Linked DNA regions of Homo sapiens: region 2 is linked to region 1. The links are chromatin contacts, found by Hi-C or POLR2A ChIA-PET in ENCODE. All regions are on one chromosome and are shown on one strand. The core of a region is the stretch at or near the end of the contact, and the rest is flanking DNA. Distances in the headings are between cores, read along the strand shown. Region 1 overlaps NHSL3 (NHS like 3). Region 2 overlaps YARS1 (tyrosyl-tRNA synthetase 1).

Evidence for each region. A loop is a pair of places that touch in the nucleus more often than their neighbours do. ChIA-PET counts read pairs that join two places held with the same protein, here RNA polymerase II (POLR2A). Pooled maps may share reads with other maps.
Region 2: a loop to region 1 is called in a pooled map, with 3 times the contacts of the local background. The contact joins two enhancer-like sites. A Hi-C loop is called at or near these places in 2 of 168 maps with a recorded cell type or tissue (mammary epithelial cell and sciatic nerve), 1 of 37 single-sample maps with no recorded cell type and 6 of 50 pooled maps. POLR2A ChIA-PET finds 5 or more read pairs at or near these places in 7 of 52 experiments (A549, H1, HEK293 and 4 more).

What each region holds. Positions count from the first base shown.
Region 1 is chr1:32,756,384-32,763,090 of GRCh38, forward strand. The region is part of intron 1 of NHSL3 (NHS like 3); the gene reads left to right. Among named protein-coding and RNA genes, the nearest start is that of NHSL3, 18 kb to the left of the region's middle. RefSeq lists enhancers at 3,020-3,902, 3,903-4,786 and a silencer at 5,421-5,641. Within about 2 kb of position 3,893, at least 23 of the 41 ENCODE cell types and tissues checked have a DNase peak (open chromatin) inside an H3K27ac peak, as active enhancers do; they include PC-9, where a contact is called at or near this core.
Region 2 is chr1:32,794,741-32,801,447 of GRCh38, forward strand. It overlaps YARS1 (tyrosyl-tRNA synthetase 1), which reads right to left. Exons shown (of 13, transcript NM_003680.4): 5 at 3,023-3,103. Among named protein-coding and RNA genes, the nearest start is that of YARS1, 19 kb to the right of the region's middle. RefSeq lists an enhancer at 4,548-4,677. Within about 2 kb of position 4,416, at least 7 of the 41 ENCODE cell types and tissues checked have a DNase peak (open chromatin) inside an H3K27ac peak, as active enhancers do; they include PC-9, where a contact is called at or near this core.

The DNA of each region.
Region 1 (6,707 bases), core at 2,643-5,142:
CCTGTAATCCCAGCATTTTGGGAGGCCGAGATGGGAGGATAACTTGAGCCCAGGAGTTTGAGAGTAGCTTGGGGCAACATGACGAGACCCCCCCCCCCCGCCCATTTCTACAAGAAATAAAACAGTATCTGGGCGTGGTGGCACATGTGCCTTTGGTCCCAGTAGCTTGAGAGGCTGAGGTGAGGGGATTACGTGAGCCTGGGAGGTCAAGGCTGCAGTGAGCCGATCGTGCCAGTGCACTCCAGTCTGGGTGACAGAGTGAGACCCTGTCTCCAAAAAAAAAAAAAAAAAAAAAAAAGAATGGGCTGGATGCAGTAGCTCACACCTGTAATCCCAGCACTTTAGGAGGTTGAGGTGGGTGGATCACCTGAGGTCAGGAGTTTGAGACCAGCCCAGCCAACATGGTGAAACCCCGTCTCTACTAAAAATACAAAAACTAGCCAGGCGTGGTGGTGGGCACCTGTAATCCCAGCTACTTTTGAGGCTGAGGCAGGAGAATCACTTGAACCCAGGAGGTGGAGGTTGCAGCGAGCCGAGATTGCGCCACTGCACTCCAGCCTGGGTGACAAGAACTCGACTCCATTTCAAAAACAAAAAACAAATGGAGTTGAGACTGAGCATGGAGGTGGGAGGGAAAAGTAGCTGAGGGTCCTCTTGAGGTTCCATTGTGAATGTAAACCTCGGTACCTTTGGTTTTACTTGTGCTGAGGATCCTAAGTCATCCTCGGCCTCAGCCTCTGCTGTGACAAGCCCAGATGGGGACTGGAGCTTGAGTATAAGTACTCAAGTGCCAGTATAAGTACTCATTTCATTAGTCTGTGAGAAGAGGAAGGAGAGAATACAAGGCAGGGAGAGAGGTCTGGAGTCTGCAGGCCACAGGGAGCCAGTGAAGGTGTTTGAGCAAGGGAGGAGTCTACAAAAGTGGGGTGTTAGGAAGATGGCTCTAGGGTGGGGGCAGGTGCAGGCAGGACAGGTTGAGGGGTGGGGTGGTGAGAGTGGAGGCTCAGAGACTGTTGCAGTAATCCAGGGGAGAGGTGATGAGGTGAGGGCTGGGGACAGGGTGGGGGTTGTGGGAGTGGAGAGGAGTGGCAGCTGCAGAGACACTTCGGAGGAAGTGGCTGAATTGATAAGACCTGGGATTAACCAGATGTTGAGAGTAAGGGCCAGAGGGAGCTGTGTGGGCTTCTGTGCTTGAGGCTGCTTGGCTGGGAGATGGTAGCAGAGATAAAAATAAGTCCCTATGCTGTCCCTTTACATCAGTTAATTCATTTGTCCTTTGTCCTCCAACAGTCCCACAAGCCACAGGCTATTCTCCCATTTTAGAGATGAGGAAGCTGAGTTCGGAGAAGTGAAGTCACTTTCTCAAGGCCACACAGCAAGGAGATGGCTGAATCTGGATTAAAACTCAAGCCTGTCACATTACAAAGCCTGTGCCCTTAATCAGTTTAGGAATAGAAGGGTGTCATCTTATGACACCCTGCACGTCCTCTGGGCAGAGAAAGCCTGCGGCCCCGGCCCCGGGGGATTTGGACTATGTAAAGAGGACTAGTGGAGGAAGCACTGTGGGGAGGGTTAGGGGTTGAGGACTAAGCATTAAAGCCTCCAAGCGCTTAGAGAGGAAGCAAGTGGGAAGGGGAAATCAAGACTCAAGGAAGCGTTGATCCCGCAGATCAAATGCCCTTGTAAGGTAGAGAAGGGTGAAGGTGTATGAGGTGAGGCCTCCTGACTGCTGGAAAGATACTGTAACCTGCCGGGATTGTTTGGTCTTGGCACTCAGGGATCCACCCAACTCTCCCCTTCCCAGGCTAGCTGAGCACTCGGTCCTGGGTAGGTTGGGGAATGGTGGTGGATGTGAATTGGTAACCCAGGAAGACCCGCCCTCTTCCTTTTCCCATGCGTTGCACTGTCAAGCTCACACACATGGCCCTCCTTCTGGTTGGATTTATTGTTCCCATTGTGCACATGGGGAGACTGAGGGAAGGGACTGCTGGAGTCAGACCATCTGGAATTCTTTTCATCCTTCCCCCTGCCTGTAGACCTGGAGGTTTAACTTCTTGGAGTCTGGGGTCTTTGGTAGGTTCCACAGCTGGACAAGGCTCCCTCCTCCATTCCCCCCATGTCTCGTCCCCTTTCTTGTGGGGAGACTTGTGATCAACTGCTTGGGTGACTTGCTTGTGGGAGCCCCGGGCTTCCAGATAAGAGGCTGGTCCAGCTCTCTCTGATCCCAGGGATCTGAGATAAGCGGAATCTCCTTGCTGCCCCAGGCCCCGACTCAAGGAAGGGAAGCACTGACCCCCCTTCCTTCTAGGGGCAAAGTCATCCATGGTGAGGGCTCTTTGAAGATCATCTCTCCAACCCCTGCCACATCTCAGATGAAGAAACTGAGGCCCAGAAAAGCACAGTACCTGGCTCAGGATCATGTTGCAATTAAGGGGAAATGAAAGCTCCAACCTAGGAATCCTCACTCCAGGGCAGTGAGATCTGGTCTGGGCCTGGAATTCCCTTCCTTCCCAAACTGAGGGGTTAGGGCTGCCACATGGAGGGGTGTCACTAAGGAGAGATAGGGAGCTGATGTCAAGTGTTCCTTATCAGACCTTATCTTAATGGTCCTTAACCTTACTTGAGATTTGAAGAGAGCTGGAGTGGTGGGGAGAGGAGGCTGCTGGTGGCATAGGAAGAACATGATTTTGCAGCCAGTCAGAGTTGGGCTCACATCCTGCCTCTGCCATTTCTAGCAGTGTGACCTTGGGCAAGTCTCTGACCCTTGGGGTCAGGGTTTACACTAGATTGTGTGGCTTTCTTTAAGGTTCCCAGGCACTCTGTGATGTGGGTGTTAGTCCCACCTTACAGATGAGGGGACTGAGGCCCAGAGAGGCCAATTCCTTCATCCAAGGCCTGGAATCCAGACCTCCTGATTCCCAGCTCTTTCTTCTCCTTACTCTGTGGTGTCTGCCTCTGGCATCCATAAGATGGGGATAATCATGCCTTGAAGGAACTAAGGAAAGGGCTGTGGAAAGTTAGAATTGCGCCTTGGCTGAAAGGGATTATTATGTCATTGCTGGGAGCAAATACTGGCCCAGAAACTCATTAGGACATTTATTAATATTATCGTAGCTAATTCCTCCGTGCACTACTGCCTGTTCCCCCAGGGCACCCTGTGGGATGGGCTCCTCCCCTCCCTGCTCTGGGCACTCCCTGCCCCCCATTATTTACCTTAGAACCGGCCTGTCAGCTCTGTCCCTGCTGGGGTGGGGCTGGACACCAAGGGAAGGAAGGAGAGGGATTCCGGCACAGGTGGGGTGCAGAGCCCCTACTTTCTTTGGGCAGAGATTGAGGTCGTGCCCCTCCCCCAACTGCCCTTACCCATTAACTTTCTCAGACTTAGGATCACTAAGGTTGTTGGAGTGAGACCCAGGTTCAACCACTCCCTGGTTGGGTGACCTTGAGCAAGTTAGTCACTTTCCCTTGAGCCTCCTGGTGCTCATTTGTAAAAAGGAAACCACTCCTGCCTTTTAACTTTCTTGTTAGGTGTTCTGCGAGACAGTAGAAGAGAAAGTGTTTTGAGAACCGTAAAGTGCCTCCACCTGAAAGTTTGTTATGCTCATTTTCCTTTGTCTTGCCTCTTTGGGAATAAAATCTACATTCTGGTTTCTGCTTCTGCTTCTAGAATGTGTAATGGTTGGGGAGCGGGGGCCTTCGTTTGTCCACCTGTGCAGTGAGGGGTTGAGGCTAAGGGCCTCTGAACACCCAGCATTCTGGCTCATGGGCTGGCCAGGGACAGTTCAGACAGGAGTAGGGAGTTGGGGGCTGGGTTGGCTTCAGAGGGTTCGGCCTCCTGAGCAAGGCCACCTGGACAGCTGTGCCCTCCCCCTTCATTCCTCTCCCCTGAGTCAGGCCTGCCTGGCTGTGGGCGCGCCACCACCCCCGCCCCTTGCTCTGGAATGGGGCAGGTTGAGGCCTCACCCCATGGAGGATGTTGCCAAGACAGTGCGTGCGCATGCGCGTGGCCTTGGGAGGCAGTGGCTCCCTCCCCGATTCTTCCCTTTCCCCAGGCTTAGGAAAGCCCCTGAGTAGGGGCTACACACACCTGTTTTTCTGTACACACAGCCCCTTGGCAGGCCCTGTGTGGGTCTGTGCGGTCGCTCATGGGTGAGGAAGGCAGGGACTAGGGTGGCTTAGGTGTGCTTTATGGGTGTGTGTGTGTGTTTTTTTTTTTTTTTTGTTTGAGACCGAGTGTCACTCTGTCACCCAGGCTGGAGTGCAATGGCGTGGTCTTGGCTCACTGCAACCTTCGCCTCCTGGGTTCAAGCGATTCTCCTGCCTCAGCCTCCTGAGTAGCCGGGATTACAGGAGCTCGACACCATGCCCAGCTAATTTTTGTATTTTTAGTAGAGACGGGCTTTCACGGCGTTGGCCAGGCTGGTCTTGAACTCCTGACCTCGCGATCCACCCGCCTTGGCCTCCCAAAGTGCTGGGATTACCGGTGTGAGCCACCGCACCCGGCCATGTGGGTGTGGTTTTGAGAGTGCCCACCTGCGGAGGTGGCCCCAGTGGGACGCTGCCTGCTGCCTGAGTCTCTGCCCTGGTAAACTGTCTCTGAGTTGAGGAGCCCGCAGGTGTGCTTCCCGGTGTGCCCTCCGTGCTGGGGGCGTGGCCACCAGGAGCAAGGTGTCTTCTCAGATCCAGGAAGCCTCCTCCCCCAGGCATGTTGGGGATGGGGGTGTGGTATGGGATGCTTCCCTCATGGCCTCAGCCCTAGGCTGCACCTCTGGACTGCCAGGGGCAGAAATCCCTGGAACAAGGACTCTAAGCGTGGCTGTGGGCAAGGTCTTTCCACTCTCTGGACCTCAGTTTCTTTGTGAAGTACCCCTCCCAGTCACCTGAGACTCAGGTTGCTGAGCCCCTCCCCAAGCGAGCCACAGGTGTATAGATCTGGGGTGACTCGGAGAGGCTGCGAGCTCTGACTTGGGTGGGGAGGGGGAGGGGTGTCGCTGGGGCAACCAGATGTTATCAAGTGTAAGCCCTTGGATCTCTGGGAATTTGCAGCTGTGGCCCTGACTGCCAGCTGTGGGCCTGGGACCTTGATGAGCTGATGTTCCTCCACCCCCATCTTGGCAGGAGCTCAGCCCTTAGTTTCCCTGGTTAGAGGGTAGCTGAAGATGACTGTCCTGTGTGGTGAAAGGCTCCAGTTTTAGAGCCAGCCAGAGTTCAGGAAGTCACTTAGCTCTCTGAGCCTCGCAGGCCCATGATCAATTACTAGGAAAGTACCTTCCAGTACCTGCCTCGAAGAACTTTTGTAAGAGCCATGAGGACAGAGACTACGTTTTGCCTTTCACCACGACCTGGCATGGTGCCTGGCATGAATTAATCACCCTGCAAATGTCGGTCTACTGGTCTTTTCTGTTTGTGTGAGACTGATAAGAAGAGTGGGTGGGTGGGTGGATCTGGCCTAAGAGGGGAAGAGTGGGGAAGGTAGGTGGTCGAGAAACCTCCAATTTGTAGGGATGATGGGGTCCCATGACCCTTTTTCAGAGGGGAGATCAGGTTTGTAGCTGGCACAGTGCACAGAACGTGGCTTTTGGATTCAAGTTGTTCTGAGTGAGAATACTGCTTTGCCATTTACACCATGGAGGCCAGAGAGGGCAGCTTTATAATGCTTGCTCCCTCTGGTTTCCATTTCCTCATCTATAAAATGGGAATAAAAGTGCCTACTTCTTAGGATTATTGTTTAGATCTCATTGATTTGTTGATGTGACTATTCAGCTCCACAAATGTTTGTTCTCTGGAGAGCAAGATCTCAGCTTGTACTTGAGTAGTCTCCAAGAGGCCAGTGTTAGGGTGGCAGCAACTGGGGAAGGAACTGCAGGGGGGTCGTGTTGCTTGGGAGCCTCTGTGAATTTTTAGTTCCCTAGGGACTCAGAGAGAAAGATGCTATGACAGAGAGGTGTCCTTAGGCACGGCTGGTGGGATACTGCACAGATACATATATATAGTTCACAGACTCTCTTTCACAGTCTCTGCTATGTTTTTTAGAGTTATCAGGGGAATCTTTTTTTTTTTTAAGCTTTATTTTTATATATTTACTTTTTTTTTTTTAGAGACAGGGACTTACTGTGTTGCCCAGGCTGTAGTGCAGTGGTACAATTATAGCTCACTGTAACCTCGAACTCCTGGGCTCAAGCCCAGCCTCCCAGGAAATCTTTTATTTATTTTTTTTTTTGAGACGGAATTTTTTTGCTCTCTTGCCCAGGCTGGAATGCAATGGCTGCGATCTCGGCTCACTGCAATCTCTGCCTCCCGGATTCAAGCGATTTTCCTGCCTCAGCCTCCCAAGTAGCTGGGATTACAGGCGCCCGCCACCGCGCCTTGCTAATTTTTGTATTTTTAGTAGAGACGGGCTTTCACCATATTGACCAGGCTGGTCTCAAACTCCTGACCTCGTGATCCACCCACCTTGGCCTCCCAAAGTGCTGGGATTACAGGCATGGGCCACCACGCCCGGCCCGGTCTTGAACTCTTGACCTCAGGTGATCTGCCCACCTCAGCCTCCCAAAGTGCTAGGATTACAGGTGTGAGCCACAGTGCTAGCCTGGAATTTTTTTTTTTTTTTTTTTTGAGACGGAGTCTCTCTCTGTCACCCAGGCTGGAGTGCAATGGTGCAATCTCAGCTCACTGCAACTTCTGCCTCCTGGGTTTGAGCAATTCTC
Region 2 (6,707 bases), core at 3,166-5,665, 39 kb after region 1:
CTCATGCCTGTAATCCCAGCACTTTGGGAGGCCGAGGCAGGTGGGTTACGAGGTCAGGAGATGGAGACCAACCTGGCCAACATGGTGAAACCCCATCTCTACTAAAAATACAAAAATTAGCTGGACATGGTTGGGAGCCTGTAATCCCAGCTACTCGGAAGGCTGAGGCAGGAGAATGGCTTGAACCCGGGAGGCGGAGGTTGCAGTGAGCCAAGATCACGCCACTGCACTCCAGCCTGGTGACAGAGCAAGACTCTGTCTCAAAAAAAAAAAAAAAAAAAAAAAAAAGATGAGTTTTGCCAGGCGCGGTGGCTCACGCTTGTAATCTCAGCACTCTGGGAGGCCAAGGTCGGAGGATCATGAGGTCAGGAGACCGAGACCACCTTGGCTAACACGGTGAAACCCCGTCTCTATTAAAAATACAAAAAATTAGCAGGGTGTGGTGGCGGGCGCCTGTAGTCCCAGCTACTTGGGAAGCTGAGGCAGGAGAATGGCGTGAACCCGGGAGGTGGAGGTTGCAGTGAGCCGAGATGGCGCTATTGCACTCCAGCCTGGGCGACAGAGCAAGACTCCATCTCAAAAAACAAAAAACAAACAAACAAAAAATGAGTTTTACTCCAACTGTTGTTGGAGGAAAAATGTAGTAAAACTGTTTCTTGCATTGTTGGGCAGTGGTAAAAATATCTAACTTAAACTGTAATAAATTGCAAGGATATGTGTTGTAATCTCTAGGGCAGGGATGGGCAAACTGTTTTAGAAAGGGCCAGTTAATAAAGATTTTAGGGGCTGGGTGCAGTGGCTCACGTCTGTAATCCTAGCACTATGGGAGGCCAAGGCGGGCAGATCATGAGGTCAAGAGATCAAGACCATTCCTGGCCAACATGGTGAAACCCTGTCTCTACTAAAAATACAAAAATTAGCTGGGTGTGGTGGCACGCGCCTGTAGTCCCAGCTACTTGGGAGGCTGAGGCAGGAGAATTGCTGGAACCCAAGAGGCAGAGGTTGCAGTGAGCCAAGATTGTGCCACTGCACTCCAGCATGGGTGACAAAGCGAGACTCCCTCTCAAAAAAAAAAAAAAAAGATTTTAGGCTTTATGGGCCACATATGCTCTTTACTGCTTATTCTTCATCTTTTTTCACAATCCTTAAACAATGTAAAAACCATTCTTAGCTCATGAGTCATACAAAAACAAGGTATGGGCCAAATCCCTGCTTTAATAATAAAAGGAGGTCCAACTAAAAAGTTAATCAAGCAGATACAATGAAATAATAGGCCAGGTGCAGTGGCTCATGCTTGTAATCCCAGTACTTTGACAGGCTGAGATGGGTGGATCATGAGGTCAGGAGTTCGAGATCAGCCTGGCCAACATAGTGAAACTCCGTCTCTACTAAAAATACAAAAAAATTAGCCGGGTGTGGTGGCAGGCACCTGTAATCCCAGCTACTTGGGAGGCTGAGGCAAAGAGAGTCACTTGAACCTGGGAAACAGAGGTTGCAGTGAGCCGAGATCGCGCCACTGCACTCCAGCCCAGGCAACAGTGTGAGACTCTGTCTTTAAAAAACAAACAAAAAACAACAAAAAACAAATAATAAGAAATAATCAAAAAATGTATTTATTTTTTTCTTTTTTGTTTTTTTTTTCAGAGACAAGGTCTTGCTTTGTCACCCAGTTTGGAGTGTGATGGTGTGATCATGGCTCACTGCAGCCAGGATCACACCTCCTGGGCTCAAGCAATTATTCTGCCTCGGCCTCCTGAATAGCTGGGACTACAGAGGCGTGCCTGGCTAATTTTTTATTTTATTGTGGAGACAGAGTCTTGCTATGTGGCCCAGGCTGGTCTCAAACTCCTGGGCTCAAATGATCCTCCTGCCTCAGCCTCCCAACGTGCTAGGATTACAGGCATGAGCCACAGTGCCTGGCCCTCAAAAAATTTATATTGTGGCTGGGTGCAGTGGCTCACACCTGTAATCCCAGTGCTTTGGAAGGCTGAGATGGGTGGATCACCTGAGGTCAGGAGTTCAAAACCAGCCTGGCCAACATGGTGAAACCCCATCTCTACTTAAAAATATAAAAATTACCTAGGCATGGTGGCAGGCACCTGTAATCCCAGCTACTCGGCAGGCTGAGGCAGGAGAATCGCTTGAACCCGGGAGGTGGAGGTTGCAGTGAGCCGAGAGTGAGCCATTGCACTCCAGCCTGGGTGACAATAGCGAAACTCAGTCTCAAAAAAAAAAAAAAAAAAAAAAAAAAAAAAATATATATATATATATATATATATATATATATATATATATATATATATATATATAGTAAGCATTTCTGTATTCATTAACTATATCAAAAAACTAAGCCAGGCACAGTGGATCTCACCTATAATCCCAGCACTTTGGGAGGCCAAGGCAGGAAGACTGCTTGAGCCCAGGGGTTTGAGACCTGCCTGGGCAACACAGGGAGGCCTCATCCCTACAAGTAATTTTAAAACTACCCGGGTGTTGTGGCATGCACCTGTGGTCCCAGCTACTTGGGAGGCTGAGGTGGGAGAACTGCTTGAGCCCAGGCTGTCGAGGCTGTGATGAGCCATGACCGCATTACTGCACTCTGGCCTGGGCGACAGAGTGAGAACTTGTCTCAAAAAAAAGACAAGAAAAAGAAAAAGATGCTGGGAAATGCGAACCAAATGCTCTGTGAAAGGACAGTAGTTCCAACTGGTAATGCCTCTCCTTGGAAACTGGGCTATTAGGAAAGGAGTAAATCCAACAGGTGCGGGAGCAGCTTCCTGGTTGTCACCAGGCACATGGGCTCTGGAGTTTGAAAGATCTGGGTACTAATAATTCCTGCTCAGTTACTAACTGTGTGATATTGGACAACTTCTTATCTTCTATCCTCAGTGTTCTCATCTGCAAAACAAGGAGAATATTTACCATACACTATGACTAGTGGGACTGACACATCATAGTTCAATAAACACAGCTGCATACCTCTGAGGTGCAAGTGAAAAAAGACAGGAAAGCAGACACTCACCTTCTCTGCAAAGGTGAAAATCTTTCTCTGATCAATGCCTCCAAATTGGGCATCTACTTTTAAATACTCTTCATCCAAAGCCTGTGGAAAGAAACACATGAACATAAACATCTACTTTATTTTTTTGAGACAGAGTCTCGCTCTGTCGCCCAGGCTGGAGTGCTGTGGCGTGATCTCGGCTCACTGCCACCTCTGCCTCTCAGGTTCAAGTGAGTCTCCTGCCTCAGCCTCCCGAGTAGTTGGGATTACAGACATGCACCACCACGCCCGGCTAATTTTTTGTATTTTTAGTAGAGACAACGTTTTGCCATGTTGCCCAGGCTGGCCTTAAAATCCTGAGCTCACCTTGGCCACCCACCTTGGCCTCCCAAAGTGCTGGGATTACAGGCGAGAGCCACCATGCCCAGCCTAAACATCTACTTTATTTCTTCTATATGGGTCTGAGAAATCAGAAACTTTAGGAAATTACTAGATTTTTCAGAAGGTAAAGCCAAGAAGAAAATAAACAGCAGTCAGCTTCCCTCTTGGCCTCAAAAGCTGCAAAGACAGTTGCTGAGTGTTTGCGGTGAACATTACTCTATGTGGATGTCATGGGATAAAAAAATAAGAGTAGTCTCTGCCCTCAGGATATGCAGAATCCTGCAGGGAGGGAGAGAAGAAGAAAACAAACCATAGTCATGCCAAAGGTATTCTACTGAATAAGGTGGCCTGTGACAAATGAAATATAAGTAGCATAAAGAAGTCCTGTGAGAATTCGGGAAAAAGGTAAGACTGAACTAGAAAACAGTGACTGTCTGGGTGCGATGGCTCACGCCTGTAATCCCAGCACTTTGGGAGGCTGAGGTGGAAAGATCACTTGAGCCCGGGTGTCTCTCCAAAAATAAAAAACAAACAAACAAACAAAAAGAAATTAGCCAAGTGTGATGGTGCGCATCTATAGTCCCAGCTACTCAGGAGGCTGAGGTAGGAGGATCACCTAAGCCCAGAGAGGTCGTGGCTGCGGTGAGCCATGATCGTGCCACTGCACCCGAGCCTGGGAGACAGAGTGAAGCCCTGTCTCAAAAAATAAAATTAAATTAAAATAAATAAATAAAACAGTGACTGTCACTTATGACATGCCAGGCCTGCTGCCAGCTCCGTGGATGGTGAGATAAATCAGACCCAGACTCTCCCTTCAAGAAGCCCAATTATCCAGCTGGGGAGAGACATGTAAACAGATCATTTCAACTCAGCGTGCTAAGGGTTAACCCAGATGTTCATATAAGGAACAGTGTTGACATAAAAGAAGAAATTATCTCTATTTAGTAAGATGGGTGTGGAGAAGTCTTCCTAGAATCAGATTGTGGGCTAAGCTTGGTTTTGAACAACATATAGATGTTTTTCACCATGCAGAGGAAATAGAATGTGAGAAGGCACAGAGGTGTGAAGTGTTTAGGGAAATTTTGAGTGATTCAGTCTGCAAAAGTACGAACTTCAAGGGAGGTGGGAAGTAGTGACTGATGAGGTTAGAAAAGTAGGTAAAGACCATGAAATGTCATGCTAGGGTGCCTAGTGTTATCTTGGCCAATGAAAGGTTTTAAGGAGAGGAGAAATATGACCAGCACTGTAGGAAGATCTCAACAGTAACAGGGCAGGGCAGAGACTGGAGACTCATGGGTTGGAGACAAAGTGAATGCCTCAAAGGCTATTGTGAAAGTCTAAGTGAGAAATATCGATGGACAAAAGACAATGAGGACGCAGAGCAAGAATGAATTTAAGACATTTTAAAAAAGTAGAATCGATAAGATTTAGTGCATAATTGGCTGAAGGGAAGAGGAAGAGAAGGCTGAACAAGCAGGAACAGTCTAGAACAGCATTATCCAACAGAATCTTCTGTGGTGATGAATATATTATATGTCTGTGCTGTCCAATATAGTAGCTAACCAAGAACTTGATATATAGCCAATGTGACTAGAGAACAAAAATTTCCATTTTATTTAATAGCCACATATGACTAGGACTAGAGGCTACCACATTAGACAGTACAGACCTAGTTTTTTCTTTCTTTCTTTTTTTTTAGAGATGGAGTCTCACACACACAGAATAAAACAGAGATGGAGTCTTGCTACGTTGCCTAGGCTGGTCTTGAACTCCTGGCCTCAAGCGATCCTCCTGCCTTGGACTTGGGATTATAGGCATAAACCATGGCGCCCAGCCAACAGTGCAGAACTAGCATGTCTCCGGGTTTTCTTTTTTTAAGATAGGGTCTCACTCTGTCACCCAGGCTGGAGGGCAGTGGCATGATCTCGGCTCACTGCAACCTCCACCTCCTGCGTTCAAGCGATTCTCCCACCTCAGCCTCACAAGTAGCTGGGACTACAGGGGCATGCCACCACACCTGGCTAATTTTTGTATTATTTGGCAGAGATGGGGTTTCACCATGTTGGTCAGGCTGGTCTTGAACTCCCAACCTCAAGTGATCTGCCTGTCTTGGTCTCCCAAAGTGTTGGGATTACAGGTGCCAGCCACTGCGCCCAGCTCCAGGTTTAACCTTGGAAAATATCTCTTTGAGGTGACAAGGGAAAATTTTATTTTCTCATATCAAGCATTATAAAGGGCTAGACGTGTTGGCTTACGCCTGCAATTTCAGCACTTTGGGAGACTAAGGCAGGAGGATCACTTGAGGCCAGGAGTTCAAGACCAGCCTAGACAACATAGTGAGACCCTGTCTCTACAAAAAATTTAATTAAAAAAAATTATACAGATATACAAAGAAAAAGTGAAGTCTATCCATATTTTCATCCTGCCTTCACAAGGTAAACAGTATCAACAGCTTGGTTTGTACTTTTCTTTTTTTTTTTGGAGATGGAGTCTTGCACTGTCTGTCACCCAGGCTGGAGTGCAGTGGTGCGAGCTCCGCCTCCTAGGTTCATGCCATTCTCCTGCCTCAGCCTCCTGTGTAGCTGGGTCTACAGGCGCCCGTCACCACACCTGGCTAATTTTTTGTATTTTTAGTAGAGATGGGGTTTCACCATGTTAGCCAGGATGGTCTCGATTTCCTGACCTCGTGATCTGCCCGTTTTGGCCTCCCAAAGTGCTGGGATTACAGGCGTAAGCCACTGCACCCGCCTGGTTTGTATTTTTCTACCCTTCTCCTTGCTCGTACAAATATATGTGCACACAAAGGAAACAGAAGGATGTTTCTGTTAAAACATGTATTTGTTTTAACAGAAAATAGGATCATGCTCAAATTTATTTTCACATATCGCTCTGAAGTTTATTTCCTTTATTAAGATTATGATAAAAAGGATTATGATTAATATAAAGATGTATGAGATGAACAATGTCTTAAAGGACAGACAGGTAGAGAAGGAATTATAATGGAAGAAGTAAAAGAGCTTCCCAGGAAGCGGGGAAGGAAGACGAGAGACACACAGGAAGGCCTATAGGTTGGAGAAGGAATAGAAAATGCATATATTTAACTGGTGCCAGGAGAGAGGTTTGTGTACAGTACAGGCATACCTCAGCGATACTGTGGGTTCAGTTCCAGACAACCACAATAAAGTGACTCACTTGGATTTTTTTGTTTCTCGGTGCATATAAAAGTTGTGGTTACACTATACCGTAGTCTATTTAAAGTGTGTAATAGCGTTACATCTACAAAAACAACGTACATACTTTAATTTGGTTAAGGTATGGCTAAAAA